2 separate regions of the Homo sapiens genome follow, and region 1 is linked to region 2. The links are chromatin loops, found by intact Hi-C in ENCODE. Cell type or tissue: Calu3. All regions are shown on one strand. Links, peaks and the distances in the headings refer to the core of each region. The heading gives the core; the rest is flanking DNA.

Region 1 (16,663 bases), core at 4,292-12,291, 170 kb after region 2:
ATTGGAAGTAATTACCTTTTATAGAGAAAAGAGTGCAGCTGGTGAGGGCAATAAAATTGCAGTAATAAAACTGCATCTACTCCCCTCTGTACCAGCGAAGTCTCTACACTCAGGGGCTGGCCAAATTATGGGTGACATGCACATCTTTTGACTAGTCTGTAGGGATGTATTTCCCCTCCTTATTACATGCAAAGCCACTCTGTCATTGATATTCCCAAGAATTTGTATTTTCAGGGGAAGATTGGGTTAATGATTTATGCTCAGCATACACTTTTCAAAAGGCCTATGTTTTGGAGCAGGAAGAGAACTTGGAAATGCACCTAGACCCTTTTTTCCCCCCAAAAATGAAATTATTGAGGTCCAGAGAGGTTACATGATTTGCCCAAGGTCACACAGCTAGCTAGTGCTGGAGGTCTGAGGAGAGACCAGCCTCCTGATTTCTAGGCCTTGCTCTACACACCTGGAGGCGGGCTCTTTGCACCACTCCTGCACTGCAGACTGGAAGCCTCCATCTAGGACCAGCCCTGTCTGTGAGGGGAAAAAGAATAGAAATAGTCAAGAGGAAAACCTTCATGGCCTTGAAGATAAAAGACACTGGAATTTTACAGAGTCACATTTTAAAACCATATGGGGAGAAAACCAATGAGATGTGGGCATGGTGCAGTCTTGGGTGGCATAGAAGTGTAGACATTTTGGCATGGTTGCCTTTTCTTGCATACACAGACTTCCAATGTACCCTCCACTGCTCCTGACCCAGGGCTACAGTACATTTCCCACACTTTCACTATTAAATTTAACCTCCAAACTGGTCCCCAGGCGCATGATGACTCGCTACATTAGCTCCACGGTGAACAGCAGAAGCAGTAATGAGATGACTAAGGAGACCCGGATTCCATTCATCATCCTGTTTGCTCCAATATAAGTGTTCTTTTATCAGCACTATTGGTACTGATGTCATCGCAGGAGGCATAAATCACCTCACCAGTGACAGGGTCCTATTAAGGGTCACGGCCTAAAATCATTATTGACAAATTAAGGATCACACTTGGCCATTCTGTCAGCATGCCCTCAATTGGGGGTGCGGCCTGGTTCCTCGTATCTGGTCAGAAATTAAACAGTCATTTAGAGTCCTGAACAGCCATGCAAGTTAATTCGAACTCCAGCCACCTCTTCCCCCTCTCTCAACTTTGAAAATCACGCAGTAGACTTTAGCAAAACAAGGCACTCCTCAGCGAAGTCCTGTGTCCTTATCGTGAATTCTCATTCCAGCAGCAGTGCGGACGTATTACTTGGCATTACAGAGTGCATACTGCCACATCCGGCCTTGGATCCGGGGCAGGCAGCCTGGGACTTGTCAGTGATCACTGAGAATTTTCATTTGAAATTCCATCACCTTTGTCCACTGTCACCATCTAATGTGACTGCAGAGGACTCTTTTGGAGTGTGGATGAGATGGAGATGAGGCTTGAAATGGTGAGGAGTTAGTACCATCATTAAAAATATAAATTGACACCCCAAATTAAAAGAAAATGTCTTTTCCCAAAATACTTGACAAGTTTAGTGCCCTTATATTTTTTAGGATGAACACCGAGGTTGGCTCCACAGCTATCTCCAATTTCTAAACCAAAACTGGAATGTAGTCATTTAATGAATACTACTTGAGCATGGAAGTGAATTGAGCACTCCTAATCCTCAGATCCTTGGCAGGTTCTTAGTTTTCCAGGAGTCGTTTTAGGTAATATGGTCCCAAATGATGCTGAAAGATGTTTTTAAAAGGTCTGGATAAATAAAGAGCCATATCAGGTTTGTGGTTCGGAAGAGTCAATATGGTCAAGAACTCAGTTTGCTCCAAATTAACTCACAAACTTAATGTAACTTCTACCAACTTTAATGGCATATTGTCTCTGTGTGTATATGAACTTCACAAAATGATTCTGAAGTTCATATGGAAGAATAAACAAGTAAACCTATGCAGGATAACTCTATAAAGAGTGATAGAGGGCTCCTTGTCCCATCAGATTCTAAACTGTTTTACAAACCTAGAATAATCAAAACAGTGTGGCAGCAGCACCAGAATATATGGGCAAAACAATGGAAAATAAAAGGAAACACAAACATAAGATTTAGTACATAATAAGGTAGTATTTCAAATGATAGAAAAGAGATTAATGATTTGATCATTAATATTATTTTCATGATTAACATTTTGATAAATGATTGCATTAGTAATTCATACCTTATAAAAACTTAAATTCCTTAAAAATATAAGTGTAAAATATGAAGCGATAAAAGTGATAAAGGTACCCACAAGTAAAAATTTACATAATCTGGGGAAAGGGAAGGACATTCTGAACATGACTCCATAAACAAAAACCACAAAGCAATAAAACTGAAAGATTTAATTACATAATAATATAAAATAGCAAAAAATTAAAGCTAAAATCAAACCGCAACCTAAAAATACATAAAGTAGACAAAGAATAGCTACTCCAGGAGGAAACAAAAATAGGCCAAAATATAAAAAGACTATTTACTAAAAAAGAAAAATAAATAGCCAATAAATATAAAGATCTCACAAGTAACCGAGAAAATGGACTTAAAACAAAGAAAACAATTTTTAAAATACATTATCACTTATACAATTGAAAAATTTTAAAAGCAACAATGCAAATACTAGTAGATACATGAAGAATTCAGTATATTCATGTGTTACTAGTGAATATATGAATTGTTACAATATTACCAAAAAACAATTTGATGAACCACCAGTTGTTCAAAAGTACACTGTCCTTTGACCCAGCAACCCAACCGCTCAAAATTTATCCTAAGGAATACCTCAGTAAATAATGCAAAGGTGTTCTTAGCAGATTGTTCATGAAATACCATTTCAAACGTTTTAATAATTTGCAAAGAACTTAGTTTTACAAAAGTAGAGGATAAGGATGTTCTGTACAATATTCTTTATTATAAAAAAAATGGGAAGTAAACTGAAAGTTCAACAGTAGGTCCATAGTTCAATAGATTTAGATCTAATGATATGGAAAAATGTTCACAATCTTTGTGAATAAAGAACACATTGCAAAGCATAAACATATACAGTTTTGCATAAGGGAAAATATATAGGGGTGTGTGTGTGTATACACATATGTGTGTATATGTACACACACACACATATATATAAAATTAAAAACTTTGGTAGACTTTGATCTGAATATCCTCTTTAGTTTACTTCAATTTGAATATGGTTATGAGTTTGGGTATCTTATATTAAAATTTTTTCTTTCTTGAAAAGCAGTGCAAATGATAATTTTGCTTATATAGGCAATCTGCACATGGAAAGAAAATATTAACTAGCAATGTAATAAAGAAATGATTTCTTTGGGGGCCTTAAGCACAAACCTTTAAATTTGCACTGTTTCCTTGTGGAATTATTTGATCAAACTGAAATTAAAACCAAGAGATCTCACTGGCTCTGGTCAGCCTTCCCTGTTACCCCAGATAGCTGCTAGAACTTTCCAATCATCTGAAAAAGCATAAAGCAACAATTATGATAGAAACCTTGGAGGGAATACATTCATTCATTCATTCATTCACCTACTACGAATTGAGCCCCTTTGTTTATCTCAGTGTACTTCCTGGTGGGATAGGCTGTTTTTAACCTGTGCTCTACTCCAAACACACAGACATAGCAGAGACAAAGACCAGGACTGGGTACTAGGAGAGGGAGGGAAGAATACCAGAACCAAAGCTTACTGCAAAAAAGGCCCAAGGCATGGCTCCAGGAAAAATAAATCTAACCATGAGCATCAGCAACATCTGAATTTTTGAGCTGGATTTTTGTCCCATTCATCCAAGAATCTTCAAAACTTATGTACATAATATTTTTGATGCATTCGAAAAAGGAGGTACAGACTCATCTAACCAACAGAGCTGAGATTCTTCATTTAGAGGCCAAAGAGATAACTGACCCTCTGTGGCCTCTAAGTGAAGAATTCTGGCTCTGTTGGTTAGATGAGTCTGTCCATCAGAAGTAACTTCTTTTCTGAGTGGTAGTCTCACCTCCCTGCCTTGGCGAAAGGACTGGGGTCTAGATGGGGGAAGTGTCTATGGAGCAGAAACTGTTGACATGGAGTTTCTTCCCACCTTACTCCAAAGCTGATTCTGGGATCTGGAATGAGGGAGGCCCTTTGCATCGAGCAATTGAAGAAGGGAGATGGGACTGGTAAATCAGAGGTCACCCAAATTGGGCAGGAGGCCCAGCACAAATATTGATGACTAGGAGATGGAGGTTGCAAACTGGAAAGTTGGAGACAGGAAATGTGGATTAAGATAATGTGAGTATCCAGAGGGTCATTTGGGGCCAACACCTGTTGGCAGGGGTTATTGCCTTTGGCTAGTTCCTAACCTCCCTGTGTTGTGATTTCCCAAGTCCCACCTGGAATAATCTTTACTTAAATCAACTTCCTTTTCCACCACATTGATTTATTTAAAATCAAAGTTTTAATTTGTATTATTACAACAGTTAAAAACCAATCAGATTTACCATAAAGAGATGGAAGCTGTACAAGTACATACAATAAAAACCAAACGTTGATATTGAATTGCTTCCTGTTGAAGGCTCTGAACCTAGAGCTCACTATCTCTTTGTTAAGAAGAAACTTGAGCCTGCATTAGACAGGTGTTCAAGACCAGCACAAACAGAGACTTTCTCCTTGAGCTTATCAGAAGGACAGAAAGAACATTCAAAAGGGAGCCACTCTTGCTTCTCTATAGGATTCAATGGCTTTTAGCTTGTTCGTGTAACACCTAAAATCACATGTGGTGTTGACCAAAATTATCTTGTGAGTCCCCCATAATGTATCCTTCTTTCTTAGGACACACTGCGTGGAGGTTCAGGGACTGGCAGCACTCAAAGGCTGGAAGAAAGGTGCACTGAGACGCAGGGACCCATGGCACCCTGAGCCCACTCTCCATGACTGACAGCTGCAGAGGTGATGGCTGGCCCCATTTGCCCAGGGCACAAAGGCATTTGAGGGAGGACCACAAAAGATAGGCTGTGAGTGGATGTGCCCTTGTAAAATTTTGTGCAAAGCCCTCAGCTCAGAGCCCATGGGACATAGGTAGGGTGGGCTCAGTCATGTCTGCCACTGGTATCAGACTTCACTTGGAGATTTGGAGCCCCGGTTCAGTAGGGCAGGAGGAGGGTGTGGGAGCTCTGTGGCCTGAGATTTCTATCTTTACCTCTTTCCTTCACCTACACATTCCATCCTGCAGTGGGTAGCCCCGGTGAGAGGGAAAAGGGAGTGTTTGATATCATCTAATTCCAGTGGAGGGCGTGACTTACCTGGACTACAGAGCTAATTGGTGCTTCCTGCCTTGCCGAAGGACACAAGCATGTTTCCAGCAGTGCTGGTCCAGCCCCTGTTTGTGCTCCATGGGCGCCAGGTGGAGGAGCACCTCTGGTTGTCCCCTGGGAGCAGTGGCAGCCATTGACCTTGAGATGAAAGGACACAGATGGTGGCAATGCTATGATCACCCTTGGGTTTAGGGAGCTCTCTGACAACACAAAATTGCAGAGGATATTCACTTTTCTTTAAAGAAAAGGAAATGAAACCTTCATTTCCAGTTACTTAGTTTCAGTCTCAAATCCTTAGAACCGCCTTCTAAAACAACCGACCCCCACTTTGCTGCCTGCTGGGCCTGGCCCTGATCCATTCTGCTTCTAGAGGAGGCACAGAACATGGCCCATCCCTCTTATTCCAGCCACAGTTCAGGCTCCTGCCCCCAACCCATGCCCAGGATGAGCTGGGAGGGCTTGAACTGGTCATGGTCACATTCTGCCTCCATCTCCACTTCTGTGTATGGAGGGAGATGCATTATCGAAATTCCCAGGCTTTCTCCGCTCTCAAATCCTAAAAACAAAGGTGCAGAGAGAAAGAGGGAGGAAGAGAATGAGGAAAAGAAGTGGTTTCTGGAAAGGACTGAAGGAGATAAATATGAGAGGCATCGGGAAATGTGAAGTGGGAGCACGTGGCATCACACTCACCTCTCCCATGTGCTGCCATACAGGGGCTTCTTCACCAGCCTGCCCTGCTCTGTTACCAAGTACCAGAGGCCCTGGAAGCTGTCACAGCACAACTAGGGGAAGTCAGTTTGCCCTGGCTGACACTGTCCACCTCATTCAGGGCCCCTCCTGGATGCTGGATCTGCTTCTGTTCTGCTCTGAAATGTCAGTGCACACATGCACTGACTCTACTCTCTGCCCCCAAGACCCTTTTGAGGGAAGGGGCTTCACCGTTTCCACCTCTGCATCATCTGCACTTAGCACCATGCGTGGTTCCTCATGGGGGCTGAACCAATGATGAGTGAATGGATGAAGAAATGAACAGGCAGATGGTGTGAATGCATTCAGAGAATGTAGAACTGTCTCGGAGCCATGATGGCTTCAGCAAGCACTCAGGTTGATGCCATCAGAGGGCTAAACCAGAAAAACGTCCTACTCTAATTGCACCACACTGATCATTAGCCCAGAGGCACATGCATCCTTAGCAACTTAGTTGAATTCAGGACCCGACCTGCTATTTGGTCATTAGTGAAGAAGCCTGGTGCCAGGCTCATGATATCTCAGTCTTCTCTACCAGGTTTTACTGATGGCAGGAGAGAATAAGTCCTGGGGTGGTGCTCAAAGCAATTATTTTTGGGATGCTAAATTTTATTATTAAAAATTAACTCCTATTTTGCCTTATACTAAGAAAGCATGCAATAAAGAATAATATCTTATAACCCGACACCTTTTTAAGTTATTTGCATTAAGAAATAAAATTCCTCTTCAGTCCTCATTCCATTCCTTGAAGATAATGACCTATAACAGTTGCTGTATATCTTTCTCAATGGTTCCCTATGCGTGCATTGATATACATGTTTATCTTTCTTTAAAAAATAAGATGATGCTATGCATATCACTCTGCAAATTGCTTTTTTCTTTATCAATATATGGGGATCTACTTTATTTTTGTTCATGGCTATCTTGCTTTCCATTGAATGAATACACCACAGTGAATTTCTCTATTCTTCTATTAATGGACATTTATAATGTGTCCAATTTTGTGTCAGTGTTCTTTTGTTATTTTAAACAATGCTGTAGTAAACATCCGTATATACTTAACCTTATTATTTTTATAGTAATTTCTGTTTAGGAGATTCTTATATGAAATATGCTGGCTCTTAAGCATATTTTAACTGTAATAGATGTACTCAATTGTTATGCAAACAGTGTCCTAATTTATACTCTCACCAGTAAAATATGAGAGTGCACATTTCCCCACACACTCACCAGTATTCTGTGTTGTCAATTAAAATTACATTTTTTGACAATTTGGTAGGTACAAAATGTATCATCATTCTTTTAATTGCATTTAAATATTATTTAGGATATGTTCATTTTCATATACTCATTGTCTATACATATTTTATAAATTTATTGGTTATATTGTTTGCCACTTCTACTGAATTATTTGGTTTTTATTATAGGAGATCATTACATATTAGAGAAATTGACCTTTGCGTATTAAATATGTTGCAAATATTTAGTGATATCTGCTACTCAGAAGCTTTCCCTTTTATCTGGCAAATCATCACTTCTTTTCCTTTTATAATTTCTGAGGATTGTGTCTTGCTTATAAAGGCCTTCCCGGATCCCAAAACTATAGAAAACAGTGAGCGTTGTAGTCATACAATATTTTCATAGTTTTATATTTTATGTTTGTATTTTGTATCTATAATCCCTGTGGATTTTTAAAAATAGAGTGAAGTCAGAATCTAGTTTCCCTAATGGAAAAACAGCTGTTATTACATCATTTACTACATAATCTATTTTTTCCTTCACTTTTGAAATATATTTTTAAATGTGCTTTTCTCTAAATATTTGAGGAAAATTGAGTCTCGGATAGTGGTTCTCAATGTATGGTGCAGGAAATTCTGGGAGTTCCTAAGATCCATTCAGATCAAAACCATTTTCATGATAATATTAATCAACTCATTCTCATTCTTTCATGAATGTGCGCTGGGGTTTTCCAGAGGCTGTATGGCATATGTTGATGTCATTGCTCTGATGGTTAATGAAATGCGTGCTCATGTATTCCTGTGTTTCAAAATTTTCAGTTTTAATTTCTAATAGGGTACATTTTGATAGCTATAACTCACATAGCGAAAGCTCTTTGGGATTCTTAATAATTTTTAAGAGTATAAAGAGGTCCAAGACCAAAAGTTTGGGAACCATTTATCTAGGAAGAGGTAGCATGTTTGCTTGTTCGTTTTGAGATGGGGTCTCACTCTGTCGTCCAGGCTGGAGTGCAATGGCGTGATCTCGGCTTGCTGCAACCTCCGCCTCCTGGGTTCACGCAATACTCCTGCCTCACCCTCTTGAGTAGCTGGGACTACAGGTGCCTGCCACCACACCCAGCTCATTTTTGTATTTTTAGTAGAGACGGGGTTTCACCATATTGGCCAGGCTGTTCTCGAACTCCTGACCTTGTGATCTGCCCGCCTCAGCCTCCCAAAGTGCTGGGATTACAGGCGTGAGCCACTGTGCCCAGCCGGTAGCATGTTTATTCTATGGCCTTACATTTCCCCTAGCACACCTCTGCGTTGTCCCAGAGTACCCGTGCTCCACACTGAGAAATGAACAGTGAAAGAAGGGGTAAAAAGCACAGCTCCACAAGGGTTTTTGCCCTGTCCCTTGTCACCTCCTCTAATTAGTTCTATCAATTTGAACAAGTACTTTAGCCCAAAACAGCTCCTAGAATGTATTATGTCAACGTCCGCCTCTTAATTTACAATTCATCTTTTTCAGATTGAAACACAATCATTTCTGTTTCCTGAGATTTCAGGTTATTTGAATTCTAAATAAATGGGAGCTACCTTAGTCCAATTTTATTTATGGTTTTAACACATCCCATTCCTTTTTAAGAAAGACCAGGTGTATGTGGAGGTGACTTTGTTTTACTGATCAAGACATGCAGTCAAGCTCCCTGGCTGAAGGTCTATGGTCATTTATTTTCTGGCAGGTGCAGCAGTCTGCACCATGGGTTAGACGGACTGGAAGCAGCAGGGATCGGGCCCCTTGAAACTCAGCCTGGTGTCCTTGACTCATTGGCAACTTACAAGCCTGCCTCATGGCAGTCAGCCCAGCCAGCAGGGGGAGATATAATAAGACGGGAAAAGACAAAGGCCATTAGAATCTTAAAATTCAGAAGGCATCTCAAATATTGTCTAGTAACGCTTATCGTGCGAATGAATTGTCAAAAAAAAAAAAAAAAAACGCTCAACAAGCAGCTTAGCACACTTAAAGATTTTCTTTGACAGGAAGCTTACTAACTCATAAGACAACTCTCATTGTTAAACAGCTCACATTATTATCTCTGGTTAGAATGAACTTACCCTTCCTTCTCCACTCATTCTCATTAAGCCTTCCCTGACTCTTCCGCCTCCAATTTCTGTCCAGGGGGTTGGAGGCTCTCCCTTGTGCTCCTGTCACACTTTTGCTTACCTTGACTATGCATTTAGACAGAGAGTATTAGTTGCCTAGGCCTGGTGTATCAAATTGCCACAACCTGGGTAACTTACAACAACGGAAACTTGTTCACTGACAGTTCTGAAGGCCAAAAGTCCAAAATCAAGGTGTTGGCAGGGCTGTGCTCCTGCAAAAGGCTCTAAGGGAGAATCTTTCCTTGGCTTTTCCAGCTTCTCCTGGCTGCTGGCATTTTTTGTCTTCCTTGGCCACATCACTCCAATTTCTGCCTCTGTCTTCAATGGCCTTTTCTCTATTATCTCTTACAAAGACACTGGTCATCAGATTTAGCACCCACCTGGGTAATCCAGGGTGATGTCATCTCAAGATCCTTAACTTTATATCTGCAAAGATTCATCTTTCAAATAAGGTAACATTCCCAAGTTCCAAGAGTTAAGACAAGGACATATTTTGGGGGGAGCCACCACTCAATCTACTGTACAAGTGGGGGTAGCAAAATGGTCACCCTTAGGTCAAATCCAGCCTATAGATATCTGTATTTCTTTTCCTGCATGTTCTATGCATTTGGACATTTCACCTAAATATCTGGAGTTCCATCTTCTTTGGACAAATCAAAAGATCTGCAACACTGGACCTGCCTTCCCAATGGCATCCATCAGGGATCTGAGTGCACGCTACACACCCTAGGAGACATCTGTATTATCCGGTTCACCCAGTCCTTGCCATTTCCCAGACCATTTTACCCACTTGAACCTGACTTGACCCATCAGGTTCCCCTAGACATTTAACTTGTGACCTTTAATTTAGTCTCTTTTAATCTTGCGTAGTACATAATAAGATGGTATTTCAGGGGAAGATTGGGTTAGTGATTTATGCTCAGCATACATTTTTCAAAAGGCTTATGTTTCAGAGCAGGAAGAGACCCTGGAAATGCATCTAGACCTTTTTGCCCCTCAGAATGAAATTATTGAGGTCCAGAGAGGTTAAATGACTTGCCCAAGGTCACACAGCTAGCCAGTGCTGGAGGTCTGAAGAGAGATCAGTATCCTGACTTCTAGGCCTTGCTCAACATGTCTGGAGGTGGCCTCTTTGCAGCATTCCTGCACTGCAGACTGGAAGCCTCCATCTAGGACCAGCACTATCTGTAAGGAGAAAAAAATAGAAATATTCAAGAGGAAAACCTTCATGGTCTTTGTCCATGAATGGGACAAAAATCCATCTCAAAAATTCAGCAGTTGCTGATGTTCATGGTCACATTTCTTTTCCCTGGAGCCATGCCTTGGGCCTTTCTTGCAGTGACTGCGTCAGACTTTAAGTTCTCTTATTTGACTTTATATTATCAGTGTCTAGGACAGTGCCTGATACAAAGTAGCTGGTCAAAAACATGTGCTGGACTAAAGAATATAGAACTTACACTGGAGAGAAATATGCTTTCCTTTAGCTCCTATCTATAAACAGCTCTTGTCTTATATTCAGCAACAGCACATTTTCCTTATGAAAACCCTTCACATTTAAGCAATATGTAACACAGGAAGGGATACCACAGTTGCACTAGCTTTAATACTGATAAATCTCTATAAACAAAGAAAAGTGTTTTAGGTAAGATTTGGTTTATAAGTAAGAAGGGCCTGAAAAATGGTAACTAAATCAAGGTAGGGATTATTTCTCTATCATGAAAAAGAAATCTGGAGATATGCAGAACAGGAGTGTTATGATGGCACTGTTAGCTCATCAAGACGGTGGGAGGCTCTTGTCTTTTCCAGCTATCCTCAGTATGCTGCTTCCAGTTTGGTTATTATTCCTTCAGATATCGTTTCTGTGCCATTCCCTATTTTTGTTATTTCTGGGACACTAATTAAATATATATGTTAGACATTTTCAAACTGCTCTCATGTTTCTCTTATGCCGTTTTCTATATTTTCTGCAGTTTTCTCCTCATTAGTATCAGTCTGAATATTTTATCTTGACCTGTGTTCTGGTTCACAACTTCTCTTACAATATGTCTAGTCTGCTATTAATACTTTGTATGGTGTTCTTAATTTTAGTTACTTTATTTTTCAGTTTTAGAATTTCCCTTTAATACTTCTTTACATCTTTCAGTTATCTGCAAAAATTTCCCATCTTGTCATTGAATTTTTGTTGCACACTAATCACATTTACTTTAACATTTTTGCCTAACTCAAATATCTGTTCCATTTACAAATCTCTTTCTATTGTCTATTTTCTCTTGGTTTTGGCCATGTAGCCCCTTGTCTTCTGGAAGGCCTGACAAATTTTTATTGAATATTGGATATTGTATGTGAAAATGATAGAACTAATTTGAGTCCAAAATGATGATATCTTCCTCCAAAGAGGGTATACTTCTATGTCTGGCAGGCAGTTATGGTAGGGGCTCTTTACCCTATTACAACCAGGATTGAACAAATTTGAAAGCTGTGCTTCCATTTTTATAAGGACTAACTTATCTCACCACCACATCTAGAGTAGAACACTAAGGGGTTCCAACTGAAGCCTGGGGTGTTTGCCATGACCCCTCTTGCTTTATGACCTAGACTCTAATTTCTGGCTATGCCTCTCTGCCTTATAAGATTGGAAGCTCTCTTCAGCTGTCAGTATCTCAACCAATGCTTTTTGCCATTTCTCAGCCTCCAAACCACCATGCTGGAGGAGACAAATGATTTAGATGGGAGAGGGGCAGTGAATTTTCATTCCATTCCCTAAGAATCCCATGGACATGAACCTACATGGATGCAGTGGGTAAAGTGTGAAGGAGATGGGAGAGGATTCCTCAGTGAACTTCATGCCCACCATATGGGAGATGGTAGAGTTTATCAAGGACATCCTTGGCTTTTGTGGCCTTTCTCAGCACACCCAGATCACCCTGCTTAAAGCTGGCACCTTTGAAGTGCATGACCCTTTGTACTTCTCACTCTCAACTGTGGCAGAAAGTTCCAGCAGAAAGGCCAGAGATATCTGGGGCACGGTGACTCTGTACTTAGACCCTCTGACTAAGGACAGAAGCATCCCTTGCACCCCTGCCCTTTGGTTCCTTCAATCCTTGCTGCCTTGATAGCTCCCAATACCTTCAAATAGGTGTTTTGTTGTTATGGTTTGGGTGTGTCCCCACCCAAATCTCATCTTGAATTACCATGTGTTGTAGGAGGGACCTGGTGGGAGGTAATTGAATCATGGGGGCAAGCCTTTCCCATGTTGTTCTTATGATAGTGAATGAGTCTCATGAGATCTGATGGTTTTAAAAAGAGGAGTTCCCTCGCACAAGTTCTCTGTCTCTTTGCCTGCTGCCATCCATGTAAGATGTAACTTGCTCCTTCTTGCCTTCTGCCTTAATTAGGAGGCTTCCCCAGCCACATGGAACTGTAAGTCCAATTAAACTTCTTTCTTTTGTAAATTGCCCAGTCTCTTTATTAGCAGTGTGAAAATGGGCTAATACAGTACATTGGTACCAGTATAGTGGGGCACTGCTGAAAAGATATCTGAAAATGTGGAAGCAACTTTGGAACTGGGTTACAGGCAGAGGTTGGAATAGTTTGGAGGGCTTAGAAGAAGACAGGAAAATGTGGGAGAGTTTGGAACTTCCTAAAAACATGTTGAATGGCTTTGACAAAAATGTTTATAGTGATATGAACACTGAAATCCAGGCTGAGGTGGTCTCAGATGGAGATGAGGAACTTTTTGGGAACTGGAGTAAAGGTGATTCTTGCTATGTTTTAGCAAAGAGAGTGGTGGCATTTTGCCCCTGCCCTAGAGATTTGTGGAACTTTGAACTTGAGAGAGATGATTTAGGGTATCTGGTGGAAGAAATTTCTAAGCAGCAAAGCATTCAAGTGGTGACTTGGATGCTGTTAAAGGCATTCAGTTTTATAAGGGAAGAGAGCATAAAAATTTGGAAATGTTGCAGCCTGACAATGTGATAGAAAAGAAAATCCCATTTTCTGAGGGGAAATTCAAGCCAGCTGCAGGAATTTGCATACGTAATGAGGAGCTGATTGTTAATACCCAAGACAATGGAGAAAATGTCTCCAGGGCATGTCAAAGCTCTTCACAGCAGCCCCTCCCATCACAGGCCTGGAGGCCTAGGAGGAAAAAGTTGTTTCATCAGTCAGGCCCAGGGTCTTTCTGCTGTGTGCAGCCTAGGGACTTGGTGCTCTTTGTCCCAGCTGCTCCAGCCATAGTTGAAAGAGGCCAACGTAGAGCTGAGGCTGTGGCTTCAGAGGGTGCAAACCTCAAGCCTTGGCAGCTTCTCTCTGGTGTTGAGCCTTCCAGTGCACTGAAGTCAAGAATTGGGGTTTGGGAACCTCTGCCTAGATTTCAGAAGACGGATGGAAATGCCTGGAAGTCCAGGCAGAAGTTTGCTGCAGCGATGGGACTCTCATGGAGAACCTCTGCTAGGTCAGTGCAGAAGGGAAATGTGGGGTTGGAGCCTCCACACAGAGTCCCTCCTGGAGCACCAACTAGTGAAGCTGTGAGAAGAGGGCCATCATCTTCCAGACCCCAGAATGGTAGATCCTTTGACAGCTTGCACCGTGTGCCTGGAAAAGCTGCAGACACTCAATACCAGTCTGTGAAAACACCCAGGAGGGAGGCTGTACCCTGCAAAGCAAAGCCACAGGGGTGGAGCTGTCCAAGACCATGGGAACCCACCTCTTGCATCAGCATGACCTGGATGTGAGACATGGAGTCAAAGGAGATCACTTTGGAACTTTAAGATTTGACTGCCCTGCTGGATTTTAGACTTGCATGGGGCCTGTAGCCCCTTTGTTTTGGCCAATTACTCCCATTTGGAATGGCTGTTTTTATCCAATGCCTGTATTTATCCAATGCCTGTACCCCCATTGTATCTAGGAAGTAACTAACCTGCTTTTGATTTTACAGGCTCATAAGTGGAAGGGGCTTGCCTTGTCTCAGATGAGACTTTGGACTGTGGACTTTTGGGTTAATGCTGAAATGAGTTAAGACTTTGCGGGACTGTTGGGAAGGCACGATTGCTTTTGAAACGTGAGGACATGAGATTTGGAGGGTGCCAGGGGCAGAATGATATGGTTTGCTGCATCCCCATCCAAATCTTATCTTGAATTTCCACATGTTGTGGGAGGGACCCAGTGGGAGATAATTGAATCATGGGGGCAAGTCTTTCTCATGCTGTTCTCATGATAGTGAATAAGTCTCACAAGACTTGATGGTTTTAAAAAGAGGAGTTCCCTTGCACAAGCTCTCTCTCTCTTTGCCTGCTGCCGTCCATGTAAGACGTGGCTTGCTCCTCCTTGTCTTTTGCCGTGATTGTGAGGCCTTCTCAGTCACATGGAACTGTAAGTCCAATTAAACCTCTTTCTTTTGTAAATTGCCCAGTCTCAGGTATGTCTTTATCAGCAGAGTGAAAACAAACTAATACATTTGTTTTCAAAAAAAATCCCAGCTTTTGTAGTTGTTCTTAATAGGAAAACCAGTCTGTTAAAATTAGGTCCCAGTACTAAACGTGGGAACAATTTAAGTTTCAAAATCACCTTGTGATTGTAAATGGCTGCAAGTCTTCCAGCCAGTTTATGTCGAAGGCCTAAAGCAAGAGGAGGCATCAGATAATGGCCTTCTTTCCCTTTAAGGAGTCTTCAAAGAAGTACTACACAATAAGCTGCTTACATCTCATTGGCCAAAATTTAATCATGGGGCCACACTGAGAAGAAGCAGAAGCCAAGAAATGTGGTCTTTTCACTTAGTACACAGCAGTCCAGTTAAAACCAGGCTGTGCTGCCAAGGGAAAACAGGAGAATGTATACTGGGGGTAAGCAACTAACACTCACCACCAAAAGCAATGCTCTGAAAATAGTCTTTGTGGGAAATTTTGTAACTTGGGTTAGAAATAACTTAAGAGCTATAAGTATAAGGTTTTTTTGAGAGTGTGAGAGCAGGTTACAATATAAAAATTTACTACATTTATTAAAAAATGATATAAATAATGTCTGATTAGCATAACACATACAAATGCATATCAGGGCAGAAGAAGAAAAGATGGCTTTTGGTATATGTGATTACAAATTTAAATGCCTATAACCATCAGGCTGATTATTAAAATGAGTGGAATGGGTGCAGGGTAGAAAATGCTGCGTTATTTGTGCTAGTGACTGGGCAGAGCTGAGTGGGGACCATTTTCCCTCAATGAGCAGGTGCTCCCCACTTTGCCACAATCTCTAAGGTCTCAGACCATTGAAGCTGGGTCTTGATTTGACAATGGATGCAACTAATCGTGGCAGAACGAAGCCTGGACATTGAGCTGGTTTCTCAAAAAGCTATCTTTAGAGTGCTAGGAATAGTGTCTAGATGCTGGCCTGCCACCTGCTTTCTAACATTGGGCATGCTGTTTAACCTCTTTGAGCCTCATTTTCTCTACCAGAAAGGCAGAAATAATCATCATAGTAAAAACCTCACAGGATTGTGGTGAAGCTGAAATTAGAGGACAACACTCTTCCCAGCAGGCACCTGCAGCAGGTCAACAGGAGATTTGTCCTTCCTGTGCTTGATTTCATGGATGGGACAACATGGCAGGGAGAGCCCAAACACCTCCTTTTGAGGGCACTTATTGTTCGGACAAGTGACTGTCACCTGTCAGGTGGTGCCAATCATATGCAGGCTTAGGGATGGCAAACCTGGTGGTCTGGGCCCTGATAAGTCCTCTTTGTTTTACCCTCCTGCTTATGACTCCTCTTGGCTGGTTCCCAAATCTTCAGTATTAGATTGGATAATCCCACTTTTAATAATGCTCAGGATATTTGCCTCCCTCGGGGGACTGCGATCACAGCAGTGGAGGGTATTAAAATGGAGCTGAATGCCATGCGGAGCACTTACCCTTTAAGCTGTGTGTATGTGGGCACAGCGTTTTGCCTGTGTGCACACAAGGGATGTGTGTGTGTGTGTGTGTCTACGTGTGTGCATTCTCTTGGCCTTCTGAGACTTTTGTGTAAACAAAATATCACAATGAACACCCAGTTCATTTGCAATATTAAAACAAAGCACTGCAAAATCAGTTTAAAACTCAGGTTTCCTCAATCAATAAGGTTATTAACTTCCAAATTCTGTGTTTTTATTTCTCCTAAATGGCATTAGCTCAGCCTTACCCTTAAG
Region 2 (16,663 bases), core at 2,821-10,820:
TATTAAAAATGTTGCATCAAGGAGTCTCATATACTTTCAAACTTGATGCAGATGATGAGATTTGAATTTTGAGCTGTTGCCACAATGAAATGAGACTTGAGGAGTGCATGTATTTTGCAAGTGGGAGAGATATGAAATGTTGCTGTCAGGGGATATACTATGGTAGACTATTTTCAAAGATGACCAACAAGAAATTCTCTCTCTTGTACATACATACCCCTTCTTCCATTGAGAGACAGAGTGTATTCCCCCTTCCATTGATCTAAGATGGCCTTATAACTTGCTTGGACAAATAGAGTGCTGTTCAAATGATGCTCTTGGACTACTAAGCAAAGGTCTTAGAAGGTCTTATAACTTCCATTTTTAGCCTCTAATTCAGCCATCATGTAAACAATCTTAGGTTAAGTCACTGAATTGTGATAGACTGCCTGGAGAGAAACACTGTATACAGGAGCACCAAGACACCCCAGCTGAGCCTCAGCTAAATGCAGTCACATGCATGACACTCACTACCTTGGGTGAGCAAAGAGCCACCCAGCTGAGCCCCACTAACATGAGATATTAGCCTTCCCCTGAGCCCTGACCAAATTGTGGAATCATAAGCAAACAAAATTATTGTTGCTGTTGTTGTTTTAAGCCATTATGATGTTTTTTGTGGGGGAGGGGGAGGAAGTGGTTACATAGCATAGCCACACTACTTATCTAAGACAACTATTTAATTGATTTTAATGAGTAATTTAGGTTACAAGCCATTTTATTCTGTGTAACTGACTTACAAATTACCCCTGTTTAAAATGAGACTCCTTAGATACCATGTCCTTCTTTCATTAACTTCTACATGCTAGGGAGGAAATAGCATACATTTGGGTATACTCAATTCTGGGTATTAAATTATCTGTTTTTTATAAGCTAGAGGCCCGGGTAAGTGACTTCACCTTTCTGAGCCAAGGTTTGCTGTTCTGTGAAATGAAGATAATGATTGTGACATAGATTTTTGGGAAGATGAAGGATACTATGGTGTGATATTTGGTCCATATGGAAAACATGAAGCACAATTCCTAGCACACTGTAGGCATGTAAATGGTGGTAATTAGAGGAATCCCCTCCTAAAAGAGGTGTTCTTAGATATTGATATTTTCTCAGAGCTCAAAGAAAGGAGGCTAAAAAGGCAATCTTGTAGGTGTTTAGTTAATTAATTAAATGATAACATGAGTTTAAACTTGTAAAGGAATTGGAGCAGTGCTTGTCTACATAATAATAATTAACTGAGTATAATTATTGTTGTTATTATTGTTGCTGCTGTTATTATTTGGTCAAATGACTTCACCTAACATCCCTCTGGTCACGCCTAGGAGACTTATCCGGCCTTGTTTTAGGTCCTGGTGCCTTCATGCTGGTGAACCACCTTTGGGACCCATCTCTCTCCCACAGAGAAAGCAGTAACATCACAAGTCTGTATTCTACACCAAATAGATGTATTTATTTCATTCTGACACCGTCAATGAGCCATGACTCCCCACTATCTCAGAAAATTTTGCTCTTTGGAGCAATAGAATGGCTTTATTATTATTGTCTGAACAACATAGACTTGAAGAAATACTTGATTGTTAGAACCAAAATGCTCCTAGAGATGTTCCATGTTTCCTACCTTTCTTCCTTTTTTTTTTTCTCTTTTCACTTACCTGATAACTTGCCATGTTCCAAGGAGTATCTAAAAAACAACATATTTTCCAGTTTGCTTTATATTAGTTTAGTTGTTTCTTAGGACATTTTTCAAGTGGTCAGTTCGTGGTGACATACTTTTTTTTTTTTTTTTTTGAGACAGGGTCTCACTCTGTTGCCCAGGCTGGAGTGCAGTGGCGCAATTTCATCTCACTGCAACCTCTGCCTTCTGGGTTCAAGTGATTCTCATGCCTCAGCCACCCAGGTAGCTGGGACTACAGGCATGTGCCACCATGCCTGACTAATTTTTGTATTTTAGTACAGATGGGGTTTCACCATGTTGGCCAGGCTGCTCTCGAACTCCTGGCCTCAAGTGATCTGCCCACCTTGACCCAAAGTGCTGGGATTATAGGCATGAGCCACCATGCCTAGCAATGTGATTTTCACATAGAGGGTTTCATCTACAGTCTTCGGAACTACTTTGACTTCATTTATTTGCTGTAAGGTCAGAGTTCCACGTATCTTAAATCCCCCACCAAATAGCCCTTTGCTAAGTAACCTGGACGCTGTGAGCTCAGTGGTGGCTTTAGATCCTTTGTATTTTTCAACCAAACTTCCAAGCTTACTTACAGTGCTAATTATCTAAGCTGCAAAATAAATCACCCTAATACTTTGTAACTTGAAACAACAATAATCATGTATTATCTGTCACAGTTTCTGTGGGCTAGAAATTTGGAACAGCATGGCTGGGCTGTTCTGACTTGGGATCTTTCATGAGGTTACAGTGAGATGTCAGCTGGGGCTGCAGTCATCTGAAGCTTTGACCAGGCTGGAGAATCCATTTCCAAGATGGCACACTCAGATGACTGACCATTTAGTGTTAATTGTTGGTAGAAGGTCTCAGTTGCCCTCCATGTGAGTCTTTCCACAAAGTTTATTGAGTCTCTTGACAGCGTGGTAATTGGCTTCTCTCAGAGCAAAAGATCTAAGGGAGCAAGGAAGAAACTGCAATGCCTGTTGTGATCTAGCCTGGGGAATCAAACTTCCTCCATCACTTCCCCTATATTCTGTTGGGCACTTGGCAGGCCTTCAAGGTGACTTCACAATGGAGAACATACTAGAAGATGAGGACTACTGGAGGTCATCTGGAAAGCTGACTGACACATCATCATACTTCACCAAATTTCCTAGAGTAGGTTCAAATCTAAAATTCTGACCCGCTCAGGTATTAACTACGTATCTCAGGAAAATGGTTCTCTTATACTTTGTTAAAGTACTTTTCTCCTTGAATTTCTTCAGAGCTGTTATTCTTGGTCAATGTTTCTAGAATTGACTATCTTATCTATACAACCCTTAACAACCTCTCTTATTTTAGAAAAAAAGGAAAGTAGAGAGAAAGAGAAAAAGAGGGTGGAAAGTAAGAAAAAGGGGAGGGAAAATCCTATTCAAGGTGTTTAACCTTGTTGTTAAAGTGTTCTGGAGTGCCAGTTGTCACACTGAAGGCAGTGTTTTCCAAGATTTCATTTTAAAGAATCAGGCCCATTAATAGTTTCCAAAATTACATTTCTTCTCCTACTAGTTGTATCAACTTGTTCTCTGAGTTTTTTTAAAAAATACAGGCTTTCACATGGCCTCCGTGACATGAAAAGTGGTATTTTTATAGACATGATCTTTTTGGTTCAGGTCTTCTCTGTGTATAAGAGACTATTTAGCATCTGCCATCAAATATACAGAATATGTGCCAATTAGAATTTTTGCCCGTGTCTGTCATGTAGATCTAGTGCTTTGGAAAAAATAAATATTTTTGCGTTTTAAAGCTCAGGTCTGCATTCATGCTGCTCCCCACAGTTTGGTTTTCCTTTTGCTAACCTGGCCAGTTTTTTTCTCTAAGCCATGTAGGCCTCCTCGTAAAGCACAAGGGTACTTACGCAGGATACTCTAAGAGGCAAGACTCAGGCTCTGGCATCTGAACCTGTGTGAATCATGGCTCTGCCAATTATTAACTGAAAGACCATTGGGTAAATTATTGGAAGTTTCTAAGCTTCAGTTTTCTTATCTGTAAATCGAAGATATAAATCGACAACTTTATAGGGGTGTCAGATAGACACTGGCCCTGACTGCCATCGTCGGAAACTGGTTTTGAAATTGAATCTAAAACAGCACTAGTCATTGTGTCATTGTGTGAAGTTAAATGGCGCAAGTGAAAGTGCTTTGAAAAGCTAAGACTCCTGTGACAGTGTTCTAAACACACCATATGTGTGTAGAAGAATTCAGGTAACTGCTACTCCCAGGAATAGCCACTTCGTCACACTAGTAGATTCGTTCAGTTCAAAATAGTGGAGTTAAATGTCAGCTTAAACATAATTCAGACATTTTAAAACTTTAAACTCAGTATTGAATGGAAATCAAGCTTTACTTTTTGGAGGAAATAGGTCTCTGTTTTTGGTGTCTTGACAGACACAGGGTTCTCTATGGTAGTGGGTCTTCTTTCGATGGAACACTTGTGTTAATCAAAAAAATGGCAGGGTGCATGAATCTCAACAAAATATTTTTATTTATAAAATATACCCATTTTCTATAATAATATGTACATTAAGAATATACACTAAGAATAAGAATTCCCACATTAAGTATATTGTTTTTGTAAAACAATGTCTGTCCAGCTTATTGTCCAGTTAATAAAGTTAAAGGTCCTTTAAAAGTTGTCATTGTAAATAAAACAACTTGCAAAAAAGTGTTCTGGAATAGAATTAACAAAATATGATCTCTATTCATGAGTTGGAAACTGGAAAAAGGATTCTTGAAGTAAATGTTCTGAGTGGAGTTACTAGGATGTCTTCCAGCCTCCTGCAGTCAAGGAGTACCACTGTATTGATTAGTCCGCATGTAGCAGGGCTCCCTTCATCACATCTGGGGACTTGTTTTCTTTTTCTTTAATTTCATTTTTAATCCTCTTAGCTTTAAATATACTGCCTAGAGACTCAGTTACTACCCAGTTTGTGGGTTTTTTGGGATAAATGTAACTGGACAGTTTGTTAGCTTTTCAATTAAAAAAGACACTTAGCCCATGTGGGATGTCATTTTTTATAATCAGTGTTCCCATGTGGGGAAAATTATTCACACTACTTGCAAGTAAAAAATAATTTAACTTTTAACATTAAAATATGTGGTAAAACCCAGAAAACATCCAAAACAAAAGAATATACATAAAGAATAAAATTAAAATTGTAATGTAATGAATAAATAAAAGTAGTGGTTGCTAGTTTTTCTTTGTGTATTTCAATGGATTACCTTGTCCACACTGTGAGATTTACCTGTCTCACTGTGGAGACCACTTTCTTGCATGTCCGTGTGAAGAGACTACTAAACAGGCTTTGTGTGAACAATAAAGCTTTTTAATCACCTGGGTGCAGGTGGGCTGAGTCCAAAAAGAGAGTAAGTGAAGGGAGATAGGGGTGGGGCCGTTTTATAAGATTTGGGTAGGTAAAGGAAAATTACAGTCAAAGGGGGATTGTTCTCTGGCGGGCAGGAGTGGGGGTCACAAGGTGTTCAGTAGGGGAGCTTTTGAGCCAGGATGAGCCAGGAAAAGGACTTTCACAAGACAGTGTCATCAGTTAAGGCAACGACTGGCCATTTTCACTTCTTCTGTGGTGGAATGTCATCAGTTAAGGCGGGGCAGGGCGTTTTCACTTCTTTTGTGATTCTTCGGTTACTTCAGGCCACCTAGGTGTATACGTGCAAGTCACCAGGGATGCGATGGCTTAGCTTGGGCTCAGAGGCCTGACAACCACTGCTCACTCTCAGTTGTACATGAAAAATAGTCAATTAAAACAACAATGAGATACCACTGTAGAGCTATTAGAATGGTGAAAATCTAAAATACCAGCACCACCAAATGCTGGTGACAAGGTAGAGCAAGGAGCTCTCATTCATTGCTGATGGGAATGCAAAATAGATACAGCCACTTTGGAAGATAGATCTGGCAGTTTCTCACAAAGCTAAACATACTCTTACCATTTAGTCTAGCAATCATATTTCTTAGTATTTAGACAAACAAAGTGAAAACTTACATTCACACAAAAAATCAGAACATGATTATTTATAGTAGCTTTATTCATAACTGGCAAAGCTTGGAAGCAGCCAAGGTGCCCTTCAATCGGTGAATGGATAAACAAACTGTGGTACATCCCTATAATGGAATATTATTCAGCAATAAAAAGACATGAACCACAGAAAAAAAATGGAGGAAACTTAAATGTATAAAAAGGCTGTATACTGTATGATTCTAACTATATGACATTCTGGAAAAGGCAGTAAAAAAGATCAGTGGTTGTCAGGGTTTTGGATAGTAAAGGCAGGTGGATGGAATGATAAAAAGGTTTAGCACAGCGCATTTTCTAAGCAGTGAAACCCTTCTGTATGATATAATGACGGATACATATACATTTGTCAAAACCCAGGGAAGTACATAATGCAAAGAGTGAACTCTAATGTAAACTATGAATTTTAATTAATAATAATGTATCAATATTGGCTCATCAATTAGAAAACAATGTATCACACTAATGCAAGATGTTAATAATAGGGAAATTGTGGAGGAAGAGGGAGAATATGAAAACTCTACTTTCTGTGTAATTTTTCTGTAAACTTAAAACTGATCTGACATATAAAACTTATTTAAAAGATAGACTAAAAAAAGTATAAATGGTTGTTCTGACTAGATTTTGACTTGGCTGTCTGTGTGAGAATTATTAGACACCTTGTTGAAATTCTAGTGGCCAATGTTTGGGACATGATTAGCAAAGGAAAGTGTTTTAAAACATTTTAGTCCAGGTAAAAGATTGCATTCCCTTTCTGGAAAGATGACTTTTAGGTGGGCTAAATTTGAATCTGGGCCCTAATCCTTATAGCCACATGAGCATGAGTAGCTCACGTAACTGTTGTGAGTCTCAGTTTTGTCTTCTGTAAAATGGACATAATTTCTACAATATCAAACCTCAAAAAGTTGGTGTGAGGATTATTAGAGCAAATATATGTAAAAAGATTGGTGATCAGTAGGCATGAATGAACAATCACTTTTATTGTTAGGCAAAACCAAGTAACTCTGCCTGAGAAGCCATCACTACATATTATACCTTGGCTTATGCATCCATTGAAATGAAGAATCATGATGTCTGTTAAAAATTCTCTCAATGACACTCAATTTTACTGAAGCATAGGAAATAACTGGGAACAGTAATAGTTATAAGAAATGAAATAAAATGAGGCTAATGTAAATAAAAAGGAGTTACCTACTGGCTTTTCCCAATTAATTAGCATATGCACATTCAATTATTCATACTTTAGGGAACTCATTTAGGCAATCAGGTATCCCATAAATATTCATCTTGTTTACCTACAGTGTGTCTGTCATTAGGATTGGAAATTGGCAGTGTTTTCTCAATATATTTCACAACTGGTTGCTTTGAAAAAAAATTACCTGAGACTAAATTCATATGTCATTAATGGTGCGAACAATCTGCCACATGAACGCTGAATTAACAGTGGGATGCTTCGTGCTTGTTTGTCCTCTCTTGGGTAGGGGCTCCATCACCTACTCAAAAGGCATGGATTTTCTCAGGGGGCCAGCGGATGGAACTGCAGAGGTGCGATTCTGACCTTTGGCCACTAGCATGTGCTCTTGAATAGCTTTTCATGGCAGTCAGGCCCTGGGCCCACAGGAACTGAGAGGCTACCTCTGGTTCTAATTTGTTGAAGAGGCAGAAAGAATGTGATTTATAAGTGTGAAAGCATTGTGCCACTAACTCAGACATGACCCCACATAAGTGGCTCTTCAAGATGCCAGGAATGGCCCAGGCATTTGCAGAATCGCATATATAATCAGGAGGGGCTACGGAATATGCAGGGCCAGTGCAAAATCAAAATGTGGAAATGTAGAGCCCCTCTCAGCACCCGCTGTTCAAAAATTAAGTATTTCAAGACAGTAACAGCGGGGCCTTTCTGTCTGAATGTGGGGCTCTGTGCTACTGCACATGTTAGGTTGAAGCTGGCCCTGAATGCAATACACTGTTACCTTCTCCCTAACTGCCCAGCCTCAAACAGATGACAAAACAAGGATGAATGACCTCTCCTGGCTATTAGGGAACCAAATTTTGCGTTATAGGTGCTATTTCTTGAGCACTTATTAGAGCCAGTGCTAGGCTATGATATTTTCTCTAACCCCTATGTTTCCCTTAGGCCTCCAAAATAGACGTTAGTGTCTCCATCATACAGGCAAAGAAATGGAGTTATAGAGAGAGCAAATGACTTACACAGAAGTAGTAAGTGACTGAATCAGGGTGTCCAGGTTTGTCTAACTCCAAAGCCCATGTTCTTTCCATGGGAATCATGCTATTTTGTAGGGTTGGAAGCTATGAACTTCTAAAACATAGCATATGCAGTTTTGGTGGGTAACTTTCTATTTCCAATAATTGTATTTACCTTTAAAGATTTTGCAACATTCCTCAGCTTCCTTTACCACGTTCTGCAATCTCTTCTCTCAGCAACAGGAAACACTGCAAGAACATTTTCCAGAGCAAATTACAAGTGTTGCTTCCACTTCTTGCCCTCCAGGCTGCAGACAAAAGCTCTTTTCATTGTGTCAAAGGGATACAGTCAGGCGAACAGTATAAACTAGCAGGACGATGTAGTTTCCAAAGAGGAGCCTAGTCTAAACTTTTTTGATCCACACTTGAAATAAATCAATATGGTGCAGGACGGACCATGAAAGACCCTTTGAGAAGAGAAAGGTCTTCAGAATACGGAATGGGACCAAGTCTTTCCCTAACTTTCTCACTCCCAAATTGTATAAAAAACAGGGACTATGGGGTGGGGGGAGTACCAAGGAATGGCCTCTTGTCTTGTTTAATGGGAAGGAGACAATTCCAAAATGTCCCCACCTTTGCAAAGGAAAGCTCCTTTTGTTTGAAGCTTAGCAAAGCTACTTTGGTTGCTATGAAAACAGAATCAGTACGATGGACTGTTTCAGGGTTTCAGGCTGTGCTCCTCTTGGAAGTCACAGCCCCCTTGCAGCCAACAAACAGCATGAGTGGCTCAGCTTTCCCAAAGCTGGGCTGCTCATTAGAGCCATCAGTTAACCCCCTGCCCCTGCCCATTGCCTACTTATTGTAATTAATTTTATGGCCCCTTTAAAAAAGAGAGAGAAAAGAAAAGGGAGACCTCTACATTTTATGCTACATTGCACAAGCAATTGAAAGTTGCGGGGAAAGAAGAAAAAAAAATCAAGCACCAAATGTTTAGCAGGGTTTTCTTCTCTTTTAAATGAGCAATCTATTTAAATCAATTATCAGCTCAAAATGAGCAGGCTGATCTAATTAGTCTTGGCCCCTGGTGGGTTAATGAATGAAAGGGAGGTGCCGGGTAGATGTGCGCTTTCTTTGGAGTCTTCAGAACTGACCACACTAACACTAAGCCTTTCTGGGTTGCTAAGTCTTATCAGGCAGAATTATAGAAAGACATAAAAAGAGACAGAGAGAGAGAGAGTAGAATGAGAGAATAGGGGAGAATTATTAGTTCCATCAACGGAATGACTAAGCATTGCGTGGCATATTTTCAGTCTGAGATTTACCACACAGTGATCATTACCATTTGATAAGTAGTTCAGAATTGCAAAGAAATCAATTTGTGTTTTCTTTAAGCATGTTTGAAATGGAACAACATATTGACTTCAGAAGAAAACATGCTGGTGAGGGATGACAGCTCCAGCCCTGAACCTTGGCACAAGTAACCTCCTCCCCCTTCTAGCCCCAGTCACATCTTACCCTTTATTTAATCATAATGGCCCCTGGACATTAAATATAGTTAATTAAGGAGCTAATATGAGGAAGCAGGAGTGGGAAATATGATGAACAATAAGTTTGTGAGTGCTGGACCGGAAGGTCTCAAGTTTCCCAGGATTGAAAAAATATATATCTTTTCAAGTATTCCTTGGTGCAAGGAAGTAGATATTTGCTTTTTGGGTTATGACATTTCTTACCCCAAATGTTAACTCTCTGGTAAATGTTACAAGTATTTATGGTTTGGGAATTCGATATGTGTTACTTTTTGGGGTTATTCTTTTCTAATGGAAATTACATGGGCTTTAAATTTAGGCAGTCCAGCTTTGCTGCTGAAGTGAGTGGCCTTACATGACTTTCTCCCCACCTCTGAACCTCAGTTTTTTCATCTTTAACATGGGATAACTTCATTTAGTTGTGCTGGGAATTGAGATGCTGTGCACTGAGTGGTCACTGTATACACCCTGCCTCTCCTTCTTTACTCAGAAGTGTGGACCTGAGGATGTTTTGGCAAAAGGCAGAAGTAACTTTTTTTTCTTTTTTTTCAAAATAATGCAATGAGGGTGTGAATTTTTATGTGTTGATTTTTTTTTAATTTTAATTTTTTTTGAGATGGGGTCTCACTCTGCCTCCTAGGCTGGAGTGCAGTGGTACCATCGTAGCTCACTGCCACCTTGATCTGCAGGGCTCAAATGATCCTCCTGCCTCAGCCTTCCAAGTAGTTGGGACCACAAGCATGCATCCCCATGCTAGGCTAATTTTTAAAATTTTTTGTAGACAAGGAGTCTCGCTATATTGCCCTGGCTAGTCTTGAACTCTTGAGCTCAAGTGATTCTCCTGCCTCAGCCTTCCAAAATGCTGGGATTACAGGCATAAGCCACCACGCTCAGCCTCTGTGTGGATTTTTATTTGAATCATTTCACTTTTTTAAGATCCTACTTCAAGGAATGAAAAAAACAAGTCTCAAGGAACCAAGCCCTGCCTCCAACTGAGGATGGGGAATAACAATAAACTGCCCCTGCTGTTTACTTGAGTGTAGTCAAGAGACATTTCTGGATTACAAAAATATCTATGAAAAACTGAAAAGAGCCATCATCATTATTAGGTTTTCAGGAGGCCAGTCATTGCAGGGTGGTGTTCACACTGCCTGAGCGAAGCCTGTGATGTGGGTAAAGGCCTTGAGGAGCTGGTTCAAGACATACTACCAGGTATAGAAGAACCACTCTCCGTGATTCCTCTACCCCTTCCTTTTCCTGCCCCACCAGATTGTATATTATCAGTGTCAAAGAAACTTGGGAAATATTGCATCATCTTTGAACTACAAAATTATTATGTTTCCTATGTGGCAAGATAATTCTTTGCTACCAAACAGCTATGTCTTTTAGAACATTTCTAAGAAGTCTCAGTCTTTTATTAATGAAATGACCAGAATCATTGGCCTATATGCAAATCGAAATCCCATTGTTTTATGACTTTTCATGGTTCTTTTCACCAAGCCTGATCTCAGTGAGGAGAGAAACCCTGTTTATCTATTGCCAATTGTTTTAGATTGGGAAGGCTCACAGTGGAACTACAAAACTCCTTGCTGGAGATGAAAGTGGCAAATTTTGGAAAATGAGGAAGAACTTTGCAGAATCTCATGTGAACTGGATTTTGGCTTTGTGTGACAAAGAGTGGGCGTGGGAGCATTCAGGAGCATGATAAAGGAATGCTGGAAATAATTTGCTATTTTTAGAGACAGAAAGACATAAAGAAAAAGAAAAGAAAAATCTTTTGCAGCCAGGGAATGCAAACTTTGTAGTTCATCATAGTTTCAACATGGGTTCTTACAATGATCTATTCAATTAACCTCTTGCCTGTAAGCCCCCATCTTTAAATAAGCAGGATCTGAGAACAACAATTATAACTTTGCTAACGAGAAGCTGGGTAAGTATTAAGTGTTTAAAAACCCCACTATTGGAGCCTGGTAATTTTTAAACATATAATTACCTATTTTATTATACTTTGATTAGATTAAAATTAATGCATTATTAAGTCATGATATGTTCAACCATCTAGACCTCTGTATAGACACAGATAGCAATTCCTTTTTTTCCCCTTCCCCAGGTCTAAGTTAATTAAATTCCCTTTAATTATCATTTACTAAAAAGCTTCACTTTTGCCACTATTATGTCTTTTGAACTTTGAAATTCGGGAAAAAAAAGACCTTAAAATGGTCTTTTACAGGAGAAATGAACTGTCAGCGAATTCAGGCAAAATTAATTATTTCAGCTTGATAAACCTTTTCATCTATTTGACTCCTTATACAGAAAAGCCAATTAATAATGTCAAACATGCTTTGCCTCCAGGGACCCGCAAGTTCTAATGAGTCTGTTTACTGTGGAGTGGCTAGCAGAATGAGCTTCATGTAGAAATTTTCTAATCGCGCCATACCTGTCAAGCTCAGTCTCATTATCTGTGTACCAAGGGCAAACCTCATTTTGTCAGTAGTGGTTTTCGAAGAACTAACAGATGCCTGGGGGAACATGCAGGACTGTCGGCCAGTAGACGAGTCACTTAATTACCAATCAGAGCAGCCGGGGTGAATGCCTAATGCTCCTTAGTCCCGACCTCCTCCATCCCAACTCCACGAGCCCATCTTATCAGAGACCGGAGATTGGTCCTTCTCAGCACCCAGCGCTCATCTACCACGACCCCTTTGTCCTGGGCCCTCGGAAGTGTTGATTGATGAGGCGCCTCTGGAAACAGTGATTAATCATACGCGCATTGTACCACAAGTAGGACAATCTGGGGGCTCCTGCTCCACCTGCCTGGGCGCTGATTATGGTTTGGCTGATGCGGGTGGAGCCTGCAGTGGAGGGCGTCCCCACAGCCACGCCTAACGAGACCCAGCATTCCCTACCAGCACCTTTGCGCCTCTTTGACTTGCAAGAAGCACCATCTACCGCGCAGATATTTGGCTGCAGACAGGGGCTAGCATCCTGGAAACTGTGCATACTGTAGAGCAGCGATTCTCAAACTTAGTGCACCTACACATCACCACCGGGAGACCCTGTTCAAACCAGTTCCTGATCCGTGGGTCTGAGGCCAACCTGAGATTCTGCATTTCTAACCAGCCCAGGCTTGCACTGCAGACCTGTGGACCACATACTGAAGCCAAGGTCGAGAGCAGAGATCCTGGACGAGCTGTTCAACCTTTCTGGGCCTTACATTTCCACCTCTTTAACATATTACAGAAGATTCGGTTTCTTCCTGTGGCCTTTTATCGAGCAAGCTCCCAGATGAGCACCCTGCGACCCAGGCCCTACCTGGCCTCCCATCCTCACCTCCCCTTTGCCTCAATCCCTCATTGCAGCCTCTCAGAGCTCCGGGCAGGACACATGCTGCCGGAGCCATGGTCTCTCACGTCCTCTTACACGGCCAGTTCCTTGCATTCTCTTTCAATCCTTTGCTCAGTCATCACCTCGGATAGAACACCTTTCGTGACTTGCTCTCCCCTGGTCCTAGAACAACTAAGGGGACCCTCCTTTGTGCTTTGCTGCACTTTTGTCGACCTCGCTACAGTCCAAGTTACCCTTTGCTGCAATGAACTATTTCCCCACTTACCTCTACAATTAGGTTAGAGTTTCTTGGGAGAAATTCTGTCTTCGGCTTGCTGCTCCTACCTTCACCAAGTTCCAGAATCTTCCTTCTTCTCCTGAACCCCTCTTCCTCTGTCTTAATCACAACAGGTATTATTTCTGGACTATTGCAGCAGCTTCCTCTTTATTGGTTTCTCTGATTCTAGTTTCTTTCCTGTCTAATATACCCTTAACATTGTTACCAGAATCATTACCTAAAGTTGAAATCTGCTTATGCAGACTACTGCCCCACTCCAACCTGCCCAAAGCCCTGTTGCCTTAAACTTGCTAGTTTCTTCTTCCCTGAGAAGAATTCACACCAGCTGCCAACTGTGAGTTCCAAAGATCAACATATTTCTGCAGTCGCTTGTTTGAAGAGAACTTATTTTGGCTAGGTCCAGACCCACGGCTCTTGAGGTAATTTTATAATGTTGCATTATGCCTGAAAAGGACTGAGATTTGCAAAGCAGCCTAGAGAGGCAGTCAGACTCAGGGCTTTGATGTCAATGAGTTCTGGATTCAAAATCGAAGTCTGCTATTTATAAGCAAGTCACTTATTCTTGTTCTGCCTCAATTTCTTCTTCAGTAAAATTGAGGACTAAATTCTAACTCACCTATCATGATGAGGATTAGAGAGATAAAATTTAATAAATTTCACTACTTACTGAAATAGTCTGTGAAAGAGCTTTGAAATCAGGTGAGTGACATTTATGCACAAGGCATCAGTACTTTGGCTTTGTGACTTGTTCACAAATGTTTTTCCTCTGTCCACTCTGAACACTGCAATGTCATTGAGCCATGTGCTTAAAGTCTAAAAGAAATCAGGCAGTTCACATAAAATTAGGCACTGGGCTTTCAGGAAATCAAACATAGTTAACCTCTCCTTTCATTAGCTTTATTTCTCCAGGAAAACTGTGTTTCTGGGGAAACCTCAAAGTGTGTCTGAATTAGCCAGAGCCTCCTAATTTCTTAGCCCAGGGAGCAAAAGAAAACTTGAAAATGGAGCCTGATTAATTCTGTCAACACTTTACTAGATTGCGTTCTATGCTGCCCTCCTGTTGAATATTGGGCAGAGAGATGGCTAGACGCCAAGGGACTCCTGTCCAGAGTGGATGCTTCAGCTAAGCTGGCATTATCCCATCTCTCTTAGACCTTTAAACTATTGGCCACCAGAAAATTTTCCATATTTTTTATACAATAATTATTTTTTTATTTCACATTTTCCCCTTTTAATATGTAAGTAGAAAAGGCTTGGTCCATTCTTAAAAGGTGTTGTTTTTACGTATTTATGTCAATTTGTTTACCAAAGAACACATCTCTAATTTTGTAATAATGGTCAAGAGCAAATTAAATCTTGATAAGAAAAGAAATCACAGGTTAGGCGTGGTGGCTCACACCTGTAATCCCAGCACTTTGGGAGGCTGAGGCGGGTGGATCACCTGAGGTCCAGAGCTCGAGACCAGCCTGGCCAACATGGTGAAACCCCATCTCTACTAAAAATACAAAAATTTGCCAGGTGTGGTGGTGCGCACCTGTGATCCCAGCTACTCTGGAGACTGAGGCAGGAGAATCACTTGAACCTGGGAGGTGGAGGCTGCAGTGGGCCGAGATCATGCCACTGCACTCCAGCATGAACAGAGAGAGACTCCATCTCAAAAAAAAAAAAGAAAAAAGAAAAAAGAAAAGAAAAGAAAAAAAAAGGAAAGAAATCACTTTATTGGAGAGCTGTGGTATTCTGGCCAGGAATTTTTACTGTGTTCTGTGAAGCCCTAGATTTTCAGAGAATTACCTTGAGACTGTTTCCCAGGGAAAGAATGAAGGAAGGGGTGCAGCCAAAGGTTCCCTGTCCTAATTTCAGTGACCTCTGCTTGTATTTGTTTTGTATATTGGGGATCTATTAAGATTTTGTTTGAAAAGGGGCACCATGACTTTTAAACATATTGGAAACCATTGTTCCAAAAAGGTTTGGACGACTAGGTCAAATTTCTGTGCTAATGAGGATGTTCAGACCTTGTTGCTTTAGAATCCTCAGGCCGCGTTTACTCGATGCCATATATTTGCTTATCACAGCCAGCACTGGCCATCAGTTCCTAACACAGCTTTCATCTGCACCCACCAATAGCCTTGTTACTTGATGAACTTTATCCTACACAGAAAATAAAAAGAGTCCACAGTCCATTATATTGACATTGTAATTGATAAATACCTATTGGGAAAGCTGTCCATCTGGCCTCCCTTTCTGTTATCACAAGGGAGACCAGAGAAAGAATAGAACATGTGTAGGGAAGATGGCTGGACCTTTTTATTCACACTGGAGGATGCCAAGAAAATTATTTGGAACACTGGGGCTCTGTTCCCCATGATCAGTTTGGTATTGCCAAATGCCCTTCTACATTTTAATGGAGAACCCATTTACAGTCACTCAAGCATCAGGCATCTTCAAATTGCTTCTGTAAACTTTATTTACACTTAGAACACTGGACTATCTATGCCTATGCAAGAGTGTCCCCCTTCGTATAGTAGAAAACCCACAGGTTTTAGAGTTTGACAGAACTTTAACAAATTTCACTCTACCACTTATTGGCTAGGCACTCTTAATGCCCTGTTTCTCCTTATATTTCTGGGAAAACAGAACCCTCCCCCATCTTTTTCCATCAAATGCACCTCATGATTGAGAGCCAACTTATATAGTACAGATATTTTGGGCCAATCTGAAATGCATTGGATTGTCTGATAAGAAAGAGCATTTCTAAGCAGATTTCAGTTCAATCCAGCGCAATTCCATATTCAGCTATTAAGCACACATCTTATGTCAAGCACTGCCCAAGGTACAGTGAGGGACACACACAAAGGTGAGTCAAATATACATCTTAAGTCAGAGAGATGCAGACCCCACTGGGCCAAGCTGAGGTAAGGGCTATAGTTGGAATTGCAGCTCTGGCATCATAAATGATTCTACAGGCCTTCACTAGGATTTGACTGTTTCCTCTCAATTCTATTGTTAAAATAACAAGCAAAACATATTACGTAGGTTTTTCTTAAAAAAAAACCACCTTATTACAAAGTTGATATTTTCAGCTTTTATCCCTTAAAACTAACAAATACAACCCAATACCTCATTTGGATATTGTCACTCAGACAGTATTCAAATCTGTTAGAACATTTGAGGACGAAAAGGTTGAGGAGATCACATGCTCCAGTCTCTTCCCTTTACAACAAATAAACCAAGGTCTTGAGATGGGAAGAGCCTTAGGAAAGGTCACATCCTTCGTCTTCTAGGCCACAGCATTTTTTATTCCACATAGGTGTCAACTTAAAGGACCCCATATTATGCCTCCTGATGGCCTATCCTGGGCAGGTTGGCACTAATTTCATATTCATCTATGCTTTAAGTCTACTGTCTTTTAGGAAGTCTGAAAGCCTTTCCCACTTTTTAAAAGAATGTGACTTTCACCCTTCACAGATTTCCCATTGCATTACCGTGTCTGTCCAACTCTACTGGCAAGCCTGTGAGCATTTCTGAACCCCTCAGAGCCCTGTGGTTAG

The links. A loop is a pair of places that touch in the nucleus more often than their neighbours do. Peaks named below come from ENCODE experiments on the same cell type or tissue, not always from the same donor. Only the 100,000 strongest peaks of a DNase experiment are listed, where the experiment ranks them.
Region 1: it touches region 2 in a loop (2.4-fold over the local background); 4 of 110 quality-filtered maps call a loop at or near these places.

What each region holds. Positions count from the first base shown.
Region 1 is chr2:118,530,319-118,546,981 of GRCh38, forward strand. No RefSeq gene overlaps it. Among named protein-coding and RNA genes, the nearest start is that of LINC01956, 300 kb to the right of the region's middle. RefSeq lists an enhancer at 1-42. In Calu3, for the core only: no CTCF peak of the experiment used is centred there; a DNase peak (open chromatin) is centred at 9,173.
Region 2 is chr2:118,364,365-118,381,027 of GRCh38, forward strand. No RefSeq gene overlaps it. Among named protein-coding and RNA genes, the nearest start is that of THORLNC, 190 kb to the left of the region's middle. RefSeq lists an enhancer at 4,898-5,668. In Calu3, for the core only: a CTCF peak has its summit at 7,317 (motif pointing right); DNase peaks (open chromatin) are centred at 3,637 and 7,337.